Linked DNA regions of Homo sapiens: region 1 is linked to region 2. Evidence: chromatin contacts called from ENCODE Hi-C or POLR2A ChIA-PET data. All regions are on one chromosome and are shown on one strand. The core of a region is the stretch at or near the end of the contact, and the rest is flanking DNA. Distances in the headings are between cores, read along the strand shown.

Region 1 (4,001 bases), core at 608-3,107, 77 kb before region 2:
CCTACCTTCTTGAAGAGAACCACAGTGTCCTTGGTGAGGCCAAACTGCTGAAAGAGCCGCGGCCGGTCTGTGAGGCCAAAGGTCATGTCCAGGGCGTCCTGGGCCAAGGCCAAGAAGGTGGCCACGTCCTCGTCCTGCAGGTCCTGAGGGGCCTGGCCCTGTGAGGCCACCCGGTCCCACCCACAGTCACTGCCCTCATGGCCCGGCCCCCCATGCCCAGTGGCTCACCTGGAAGAAGCCAATGACCACTAGGTCCCGGCCACCGATCAGCGCCTGGGCGGCCGCCTCGTCCTCCAGCCGCATGGCACTGGGCCCCACCCGCCGTCGCAGCCACTCGGCAATGCCCTCAGCGTCCCGTGGTCCTGCAGGGAGTCCCCCTCAGCCTCGGCCTGGCCACCGCCCCCCCAATGACCGGCCTGCCCCTCACCTGTGTACTCCTCCGGGTGCGTGCGGTTCCCATTGCGGAAGAACTTGAGCGTAGGGTACTCCGTCACACCAAACTCCTCAGCCAGCTCGCGCTGCGCGGGCCCATCCACCTTGGCCAGCGTGACCACCATTGACTCGGCCGCGAGCACGGCAGCTGCCTTGCTGTACTCGGGGGCCAGGGCCTGGCAGTGCCCACACCACGGGGCATCTGGGGGATGGGGCCGTGAGTGCCCCAGGCCACCACAACCCCAGGAGCACCCTCTCCACACCTGACAACCCAGCAGGGAACAAGCGTGCTGCTCCATTCTGCCCTGAGCCCTGGCCGTGGACAAGCCGAGCACCAGTGCCTCTTCGTGGCCCCCCAGGCTGCAGCACAGGGACCAGTAAGGCTTGGGAGAGCTTGAAAGACCACCCCCCCTCCCCCCACAGCCAGGCTCAGTGGCTCACGCCAGTAATCCCAGCACTTTGGGAGGCAGAGGCGGGCATATCACCTGAGGTTGGGAGTTCGAGACCAGCCTGACCAACATGGAGAAACCCCATCTCTACTAAAAATACAAAAAATATTAGCCGGGATTGGTTGCGTATGCCTATAATCCCAGCTACTCGGGAGGCTGAGGCAGGAGAATTGCTTGAACCTGGGAGGCGGAGGTTGCAGTGAGCCGAGATAGGGCCACTGCACTCCAGCCTGGGCGACAAAAGCAAAACTCCATCTCAAAAAATAAAAATAAAAAGACCCCTCCCTTTCGTGCCTTGTATGGCTGGGGCTCCCGGGCCCATGTGGCTGCCTGTGAAGGCCTCCTAGGCAAGAACAGTTCCTATGTGTGTCAAGGGTTGCGAAAAGACCACAGGGCACACACGTCAGGGACCTCCATGGGCCCCCAAAGCCTGGATACTGCCCGAGCCTCTGCAGAGTCTGTGGGATGCCCCTGGCAGCTGGAGGAGTGGCCGGCAAGGTGGTGACTCTGGCACCGTGGCCGCTGGCCGAGCAGGGAGGCACAGGTGTTCTCAAGTCCTGTGGGTACCCCCAGTACTACCACACTGCTCCTGCCTGCCCCAACCAGACCCCCAGGCCCCTCCTAGAGAGCTCCTGGGCACAGTGGGGGCAAGTGCCTGCGGGGAGGCCCCTCTTGGGCACATGCCCTGCATTTGCCGGCAAAGGGTGGGGCCCCCAGGTGGGCTCTGCCGGTCCCCCGCCGGTCCCCAGCCCCACTGGCCCCAGCACTCACAGAATTCCACCAGCAGGGCAGGGTGCTCCCGCAGGGCCAGGCCCAGGGTGTGGCGGCTCAGCACCAAGATCCCATCCTCCTTGGGGATTTCCTCCTCTGGAGGCTCCTCCGAGGGGCTCCTCGCTCCCTGTTCCTGACCCCATGGGCACGAAGCCCTGAGCAGCAGCAGCAGCAGTACAGGCAGAAGCTGGCGGCTCATGGTGCTGCCAGGGCGCGTGGGGCGGGGGCAGATAAGGGGGCCAGAAGCCAAGCAGCAGCTGCCACGTGGCACACAGGCCCAGTCCCAGCAAAGACAAGGCCCATGCGGCCGCCCCCGGCCCCCAGGGGAGGGGAGGCAGAAAGAGACGACACCCAGGGCACCGAGAGAGACAGGGCCATGTTTAATGGGACAGCTCAGGGGACAGCGCCAGGCCAGGGGGTCCCGGGACAGAGCAGGGGCAGCAGGGGCAGCAGGGGCAGCAGGGGAGGGTCTGGTCACTCACGGGGGGTGCTGGGGATGCTTGGGGGTCCCTGTGCAACAACTGAGGGAGGTAGGGGAGACACGGACTGGGGGTTCAGTCCTTCCAGTCCTGGCAGATGCAGAGACCCCACTCCCAGGACAGGTGGTGCGTCCTGTCATCGTCGGTGAAGAGGGACACCACCAGATAGGGGCCCCGCACCAGCGCACCCCTCGGCGCTTCCTCCACCGGAGTCACAAACTCATACTCCTGGGCGCTCGGGCCATAGCTGCCCACCATGTAGACGGTCTTGTCCACTAGGGAGGGCGAGGGCATCAGAGCTGTCCTCTGTCTGCCCCCGCTTCCCCCCCCCGCCCCGTTCCCCCCACCGCTGCCCTCACCGCGCAGGCCCCGGCGGTAGGTGTGGTGCAGACACTTGAGGCCGCTGACAATCTCCCTGTGGACCTGGGAACAGAGGCATTAGGGGTTCCTCTGGGGGCCAGGCCTCTGGCTGTTGCCCCCACCCCCATCCCCTCCGCCCATTGCCCCGGCTCTCACCTTGAAGGAGATCTTCACTCTGTAATCAACACCTTCCTTCAGGACAAACACCTGGTCCTTCAGAACAGCCAGGTCCCCTATTGGGGAAACCTCAGCTAGGGTCGGAACTCCCCTACAGGCTGAGACCTGCTCCAGGAGCCCCCACGTAGGGTGTGGTACCCATGAGGTGTGCGACTGTGATGGCCCAGGGCTCGGAACTCAGGGGTGCAGAAGCGTGCCTGGGAGGGCCCTACCTGTGTTCAGGGTGCAGCATCCTGCGAGTTACCTGTGAGATCCATGACGACGGGCCCCGGAGCCTGTTCCGACAGGAGTGTCAGCCTGGTCACCTGCACATTGGGCAGGCTTGGGTCTGAGGAGAAACTGGAAGTCTGCAGGATGCCCCCCACCCCCACCAGGCTCCTCACCAGCCCCCCAGACCCAGCCCTCCAAGCCTAGACCCCTGCCATACCCACGGCCGGTGGCAGGGGCCCCAGCAGCACCCGCTTGTACTTGGCCAGGCTCCTGTCGTCCGGGTCCAGCTGCCGGATCTCCAAGAGGCTCTTCCTCCCCGGCGCCCGGTACTCGGGCACAGCCTCATCCAACACCTCGTCCACTGCCGGCGGCCCACCCTCCTTGTCAGCCAGGAGGACTGGGGGTGGGGAGGGGCGTGAGCAGCAGCCACTAGCGGACCCTGGCATTCGAGCACCAGGCTGGAGCCCCCTCTGGCCAGCTGTACCTCCCACTATCCAAAGGGACTCAAGGGAAGCCTCTGGGGGCTCAGGGAGAGAGCGAGCAGAGAGAGCAGGGCGGCCTGGGGAGGTGCCGCACCGCACCCAGACCTTCAGGAGGGGCCTCCAGAGACCGCCAGGCCTGCAGCTCCTCTGGCCCAGATGTCCACAAGGGCCCCCTCCCTGACTCGGAGACCAAAGGGCGGGGGAGCGAAGACTTCAGATGAGGGCAGCCCAGGGTCAGGGGCTACCTGCTAGAGAGCAGCGGCCCTCGGCGGCCCCCAAACCTACTGACCCTCTAGGGCCCTCGGCGGCCCCCAAACCTACTGACCCTCTAGGGCCCTCGGCGGCCCCCCAAGCCTACTGACCCTCTAGGGCCCTCCACCACCCTGCTCTGGACTGGGGTCTCTGAACACTTTCCCACAGTCTAGGAGTTCCTCCCCATGGTGCTCGGGTGCCGGGGGCGGCTGTCTCCAAATCCCTGGGCTCAGGCTCTGCGCCGCCTCCCATGGCGCCCCGGGCTGGTGGCCTCCTGAAGCCCCTCTCCCTGGTGCCCTGGGCAGGGGTTTCTGAGTCCCTGCCCACTTCGCTCCCGTCTTCTCGGGGATCACCACACGCCCTACAGAGCCTGAGCCCCAGCCCCAGCC
Region 2 (4,433 bases), core at 901-3,400:
CCGGGTTCATGCCATTCTCCTGCCTCAGCCTCCCGAGTAGCTGGGACTGCAGACGCCCGCCACCATGCCCGGCTAATTTTTTGTATTTTTAGTAGAGACGGGGTTTCACCGTGTTAGCCGGTATGGTCTTGATCTCCTGACCTCGTGATCTGCCTGCCTCAGCCTCCCAAAGTGCTGGGATTACAGGCGTGAGCCACCGCGCCCGGCGTTGTCAATAGCTATTAACTGACCCTCAGCACTGATTGTGTGGACAGTACTCTCTGCCTTACTCCAGTTAAGGATAGAGGGCTGTGATCAAGCATTCATGTGTCATGGAATTCTCATCCCTCAGGAGCTGCTACCTCTGTCTTTTTATTCTCTCCATTTTCGTCCTCTGTACATGGTTTATCATTATTTTTTAATTTTAATATATTCTTCGCTGAGTTTGGTGGCTTATGCTTGTAGTCCCAGCACTTTGGGACACCAAGGTGGGGGCAGACTGCTTGAGCCCAGGAGTTTTAGACCTGAGCAACATGAAGAAACCCCATCTCTACAAAAAATACATATATTAGCCAGGCTTGGTGGTGCACATGTGTATCCCAGTTACTCAGGAGGCTGAGGTGGGAGGATCACTTGAGCTTGGGGAGATTGAGGCTTCAATGAGCTGTGATCATGCTACTTTGCTTCAGCCTGGATAACAGAGTGAGACCCTGCCTCAAAAGAAAAAAAAATTATTGTCGGTTTTTTTTTTTTTTTAAGAGACAGAGTCTTGTTCTGTCGCCCAGGCTGGAGGGCAGTGGCGTGATCTCGACTCACTGCAAGCTCCGCCTCCTGGGTTTACGCCATTCTCCTGCCTCAGCCTCCTGAGTAGCTGGGACTACAGGTGCCCACCACCACGCCCAGCTAATTTTTTGTATTTTTAGTAGAGACGGGGTTTCACTGTGTTAGCCAGGATGGTCTCGATCTCTTGACCTCGTGATCTGCCCGCCTCGTTTTCCCAAAGTACTGGGATTACAGGCATGAGCCACTGCACCCAGCCATCTTTTTTTTTTTTTTTTTTTTTTTTAATAAAGATGGAGTCTGTTGCCCAAGCTGGTCTGGAACTCTTGGGCTTAAGCAATCCTCCCGCCTTGTCCTCCCGAAGTGCTGGGATTACAGGTGTGAGCCAGCATGCCCAGCCTCTGCATGTTGTTTTAAACTTTAATATCTCCACATAAAACTGGAAAGAATTGGTAAGGAAATGGTCAAACTGTGGTACATCCATATCATAGAATGAAAAGGAGGTAGATTTATATGTAATTAGACTGAGTGCCATTTACATCACTCTTCTGTTTTTCTCTTCAGTGGAACTAAGCCTCTCCTTGTTTTTTCTTTTCAGTGTTGTAAAAGCATTTCTTAGGATTTATGCAATTGCTAATTTGACCAACGGTGCTATTTTGTTTCAGAAGGTAAATCCTAGTAATTAGGTATTTTGGTTACAGCTTAAATCTGTACATTTAAACCTAGGCATTTTATTACCATACCCAGAAGAAAAAGTCATAAAGAGAGACAGCCTAGACAATGACCAATCTGTGATGATCCTTGGAAGCATGTCGGAAGTGACAAAGGTGCCACTGGTTTCATTGGAACATAGGACTCGTTTATGGTTACAGTCTCAATGCTGGCAGTAAGGATGCCTTCATTGTTAAGTGTGGATCTTTAGCTCTTCCACTTATTTTCAGACTGGAAATGGAGCAGGAGAAACCCTTGTTGCCTTTGCATTCACTTTCATTTTCAGATGTCTGCTTACCTCATTCTTTCTCCTCACAGGCAGAAAAAGTACATGAGTTAAATGAAGAAATAGGAAAACTCCTTGCTAAAGCCGAACAGCTAGGGGCTGAAGGTAATGTGGATGAATCCCAGAAGATTCTTATGGAAGTGGAAAAAGTTCGTGCGAAGAAAAAAGAAGCTGAGGTTGGTGAGATAAGTGCCTTAGGGCAAGAGAAATCTTAGTAATTTGGCAGCGTTGACCGTTGGAATTAATTGAGCCCATGCTTGCTCCCATTTTTTAAAAAATTTATACATTTTGGGCCCAGCACAGTGGCTCACGCCTGTCATCCCAGCACTTTGGAAGGCCGAGGCGGGCGGATCACGAGGTCAGGAGATAAGACCATCCTGGCTAACACAGCGAATCCCCGTCTCTACTAAAAATACAAAAAAATTAGCCGGGCATGGCGCCAGGCACCTGTAGTCCCAGCTGCTCCGGAGGCTGAGGAAGGAGAATGGCGTGAACCCGGGAGGCGGAGCTTGCAGTGAGCTGAGATTGCGCCACTGCACTCCAGCCTGGGCGACAGAGCGAGACTCTGTCTCAAAAAAATTTATAAACGCTGTTTTTGCAAGCAGTTTTAGCTTCATAGCTAAATTGAGAGGAAAGTACAGAGATTCTCCATGTACCCTCTCCTCAGACAGCCTCCTCCATTCCTAGCATCTGCCCACAGTCAGTGGGTCTACGTTGACTTGTCATTATCACCCAAAGTCTGCAGAAAATGTTAGGTATGTCATGAATACATAAAATATATGAGGATACTAGTCTTTTATTTACTGCCATAAAATATACACAAGTCTATTATGAAAAGGTAACATTTGTCAAAACTTAAGCATATGGCCAGCTATGGTGGCTCTTGGCTTTAGTCTCAGCTGTTCGGGAGGCTGAGATGAGAGGATCCCTTAATCCTAGGACTTTTGGAGTCCAGCCTGGATAACATAGCAAGACCCTGTCTCTAAAAAAGAAGAGGCTACATGCAAACGCTTACAGACCATACATGACAGCATTCGCCGTAGAGAGATGTTAACAAACGTAGTGCAGAGGTGCAGTATTAAATCAGGGCTGCCTAAGAATAACTGTAATAGGTACTGTACTACTGTAATAATTCATGCCACTTCCTGTTGCCATTGTGTGGAGCTCAAGGGTCGTGAGTATCCCCTTGAAACACCACGTGACACTCATCATCTCCGAAGGAGCAGTTCACCTCTCCAGTACATTCCTACTGCAGTAAAAAGTGAACTCACAGGGTTCCTAGGCGTTTTTCATCGTGTTTAGTGCAATACCATAAACTTTGAGTAATGCCATAGGATCCATATGCCACTAGTGATGCTGAAAATGCTCCCAAGAAGGCAAGAACAGCCATGATATTACAAGAAAAAGTTGAGTTGCTTGATGTATACATTAGATTGAGGTCTGCAGCTGCAGTTGCTACCATTTCAGACGGACAATTCATCTTGTAAATGAGCAGTGTAAACGTACAGAAGTGATCAGTACAGCACAGTACTATAAATGTATTTTATTTTCTCTTCCTTATAATTTTCTCTCTTTTTTTTTTTTTTGAGATGGAGTCTCGCTCTGTCCCCCAGGCTGGAGTGCAGTGGTGCGATCTCAGTTCACTGCAAGCTCCGCTTCCTCGGTTCACACCATTCTCCTGCCTCAGCCTCCAGAGTAGCTGAGACTACAGGCGCCCACCACCACGCCCGGCTAATTTTTTTGTACTTTCAGTAGAGATGGGGTTTCACTGTGTTAGCCAGGATGGTCTCAATCTGACCTCGTGGTCCACCCGCCTCGGTCTCCCAAACTGCTGGGATTACAGGAGTGAGCCACCATGCTCGGCCCATGGCTAATTTTTTTTTTTTTTTTTCATTTCTAGTAGGGATGGGGTTTCACCGTGTTGGCCAAGCTGGTCTCAAACTTCTGACCTCAGGTGATCCGTCTGCCTTGGCCTCCCAAAGTGCTGGGATCACAGGCGTGAGCCACTTCGCCAGGCCATTTGATACCTTTTATGAGTCTTGTAATTTTTCTCATAGTGAAGATCTCATGCATGTTTTGTTAGATTTCTACCTAAATATTTCATGCTTGCGGGTGCTGGTGTAATTGGTCATTTGTTTTTTGGTTTTTGTTTTTGTGTTTTTTTGAGATGGAGTCTCATTCATTCGCCCAGGCTGGAGTGCAGTGGCGTGATCTCGGCTCACTGCAACCTCCGCCTCCCGGGCTCAAGCGATTCTCCTGCCTCAGCCTCCCGAGTAGCTGAGACTATAGGCGTGTGCCACCATACCTGGCTAATTTTTTGTGTTTTTAGTAGAGATATGATTTAACCGTGTTAGCCAGGATGGCCTCTATCTCCTGACCTCATGATCCGCCTGCCTTGGCCTCTCAAAGTGCTGGGATTACAGGTGTGAGCCACCGCGCCCAGCCCTCCCCACCTCCACCCCGCCCCCCGCCCTGAGACGGTCTCACTTTCTCACCCAGGCTGGAGTGCAGTGGCGCGATCTTGGCTCACTGAAGGCTTGATCTCCTGGGCTCATTTGATTCTCCCGCCTCAGCCTTTCAAATAGCTAGGACTGAAGGCACATGCCACCAAGCCCAGCTAATTTTTTGTATTTTTTGGAGAGACTGGGTTTCGCCATGTTGTCAAGGCTGGTCTTGA

The links. Hi-C counts contacts between places; a loop is a spot of excess contacts on that map. ChIA-PET counts read pairs that join two places held with the same protein, here RNA polymerase II (POLR2A).
Region 1: a map of CD14-positive monocyte shows a loop between it and region 2 (4-fold over the local background). The contact joins the promoter of PDIA2 here to the enhancer-like site in region 2. A Hi-C loop is called at or near these places in 1 of 168 maps with a recorded cell type or tissue (CD14-positive monocyte). POLR2A ChIA-PET finds 5 or more read pairs at or near these places in 4 of 52 experiments (GM10248, H1, K562 and 1 more).

Annotation. Positions count from the first base shown.
Region 1 is chr16:281,020-285,020 of GRCh38, reverse strand. It overlaps PDIA2 (protein disulfide isomerase family A member 2), which reads right to left and starts at 1,857. Exons shown (of 11, transcript NM_006849.4): 1 at 1,653-1,857; 2 at 428-634; 3 at 229-362; 4 at 6-143. The coding sequence starts at 1,851. It overlaps ARHGDIG (Rho GDP dissociation inhibitor gamma), which reads right to left. Exons shown (of 6, transcript NM_001176.4): 2 at 3,096-3,275; 3 at 2,913-2,996; 4 at 2,648-2,724; 5 at 2,491-2,554; 6 at 2,011-2,406. The coding sequence ends at 2,207. RefSeq lists an enhancer at 3,532-4,001.
Region 2 is chr16:203,503-207,935 of GRCh38, reverse strand. LUC7L (LUC7 like) reads left to right here. Exons shown (of 10, transcript NM_201412.3): 5 at 1,789-1,932. Among named protein-coding and RNA genes, the nearest start is that of LUC7L, 24 kb to the left of the region's middle. Within about 2 kb of position 2,150, at least 2 of the 41 ENCODE cell types and tissues checked have a DNase peak (open chromatin) inside an H3K27ac peak, as active enhancers do.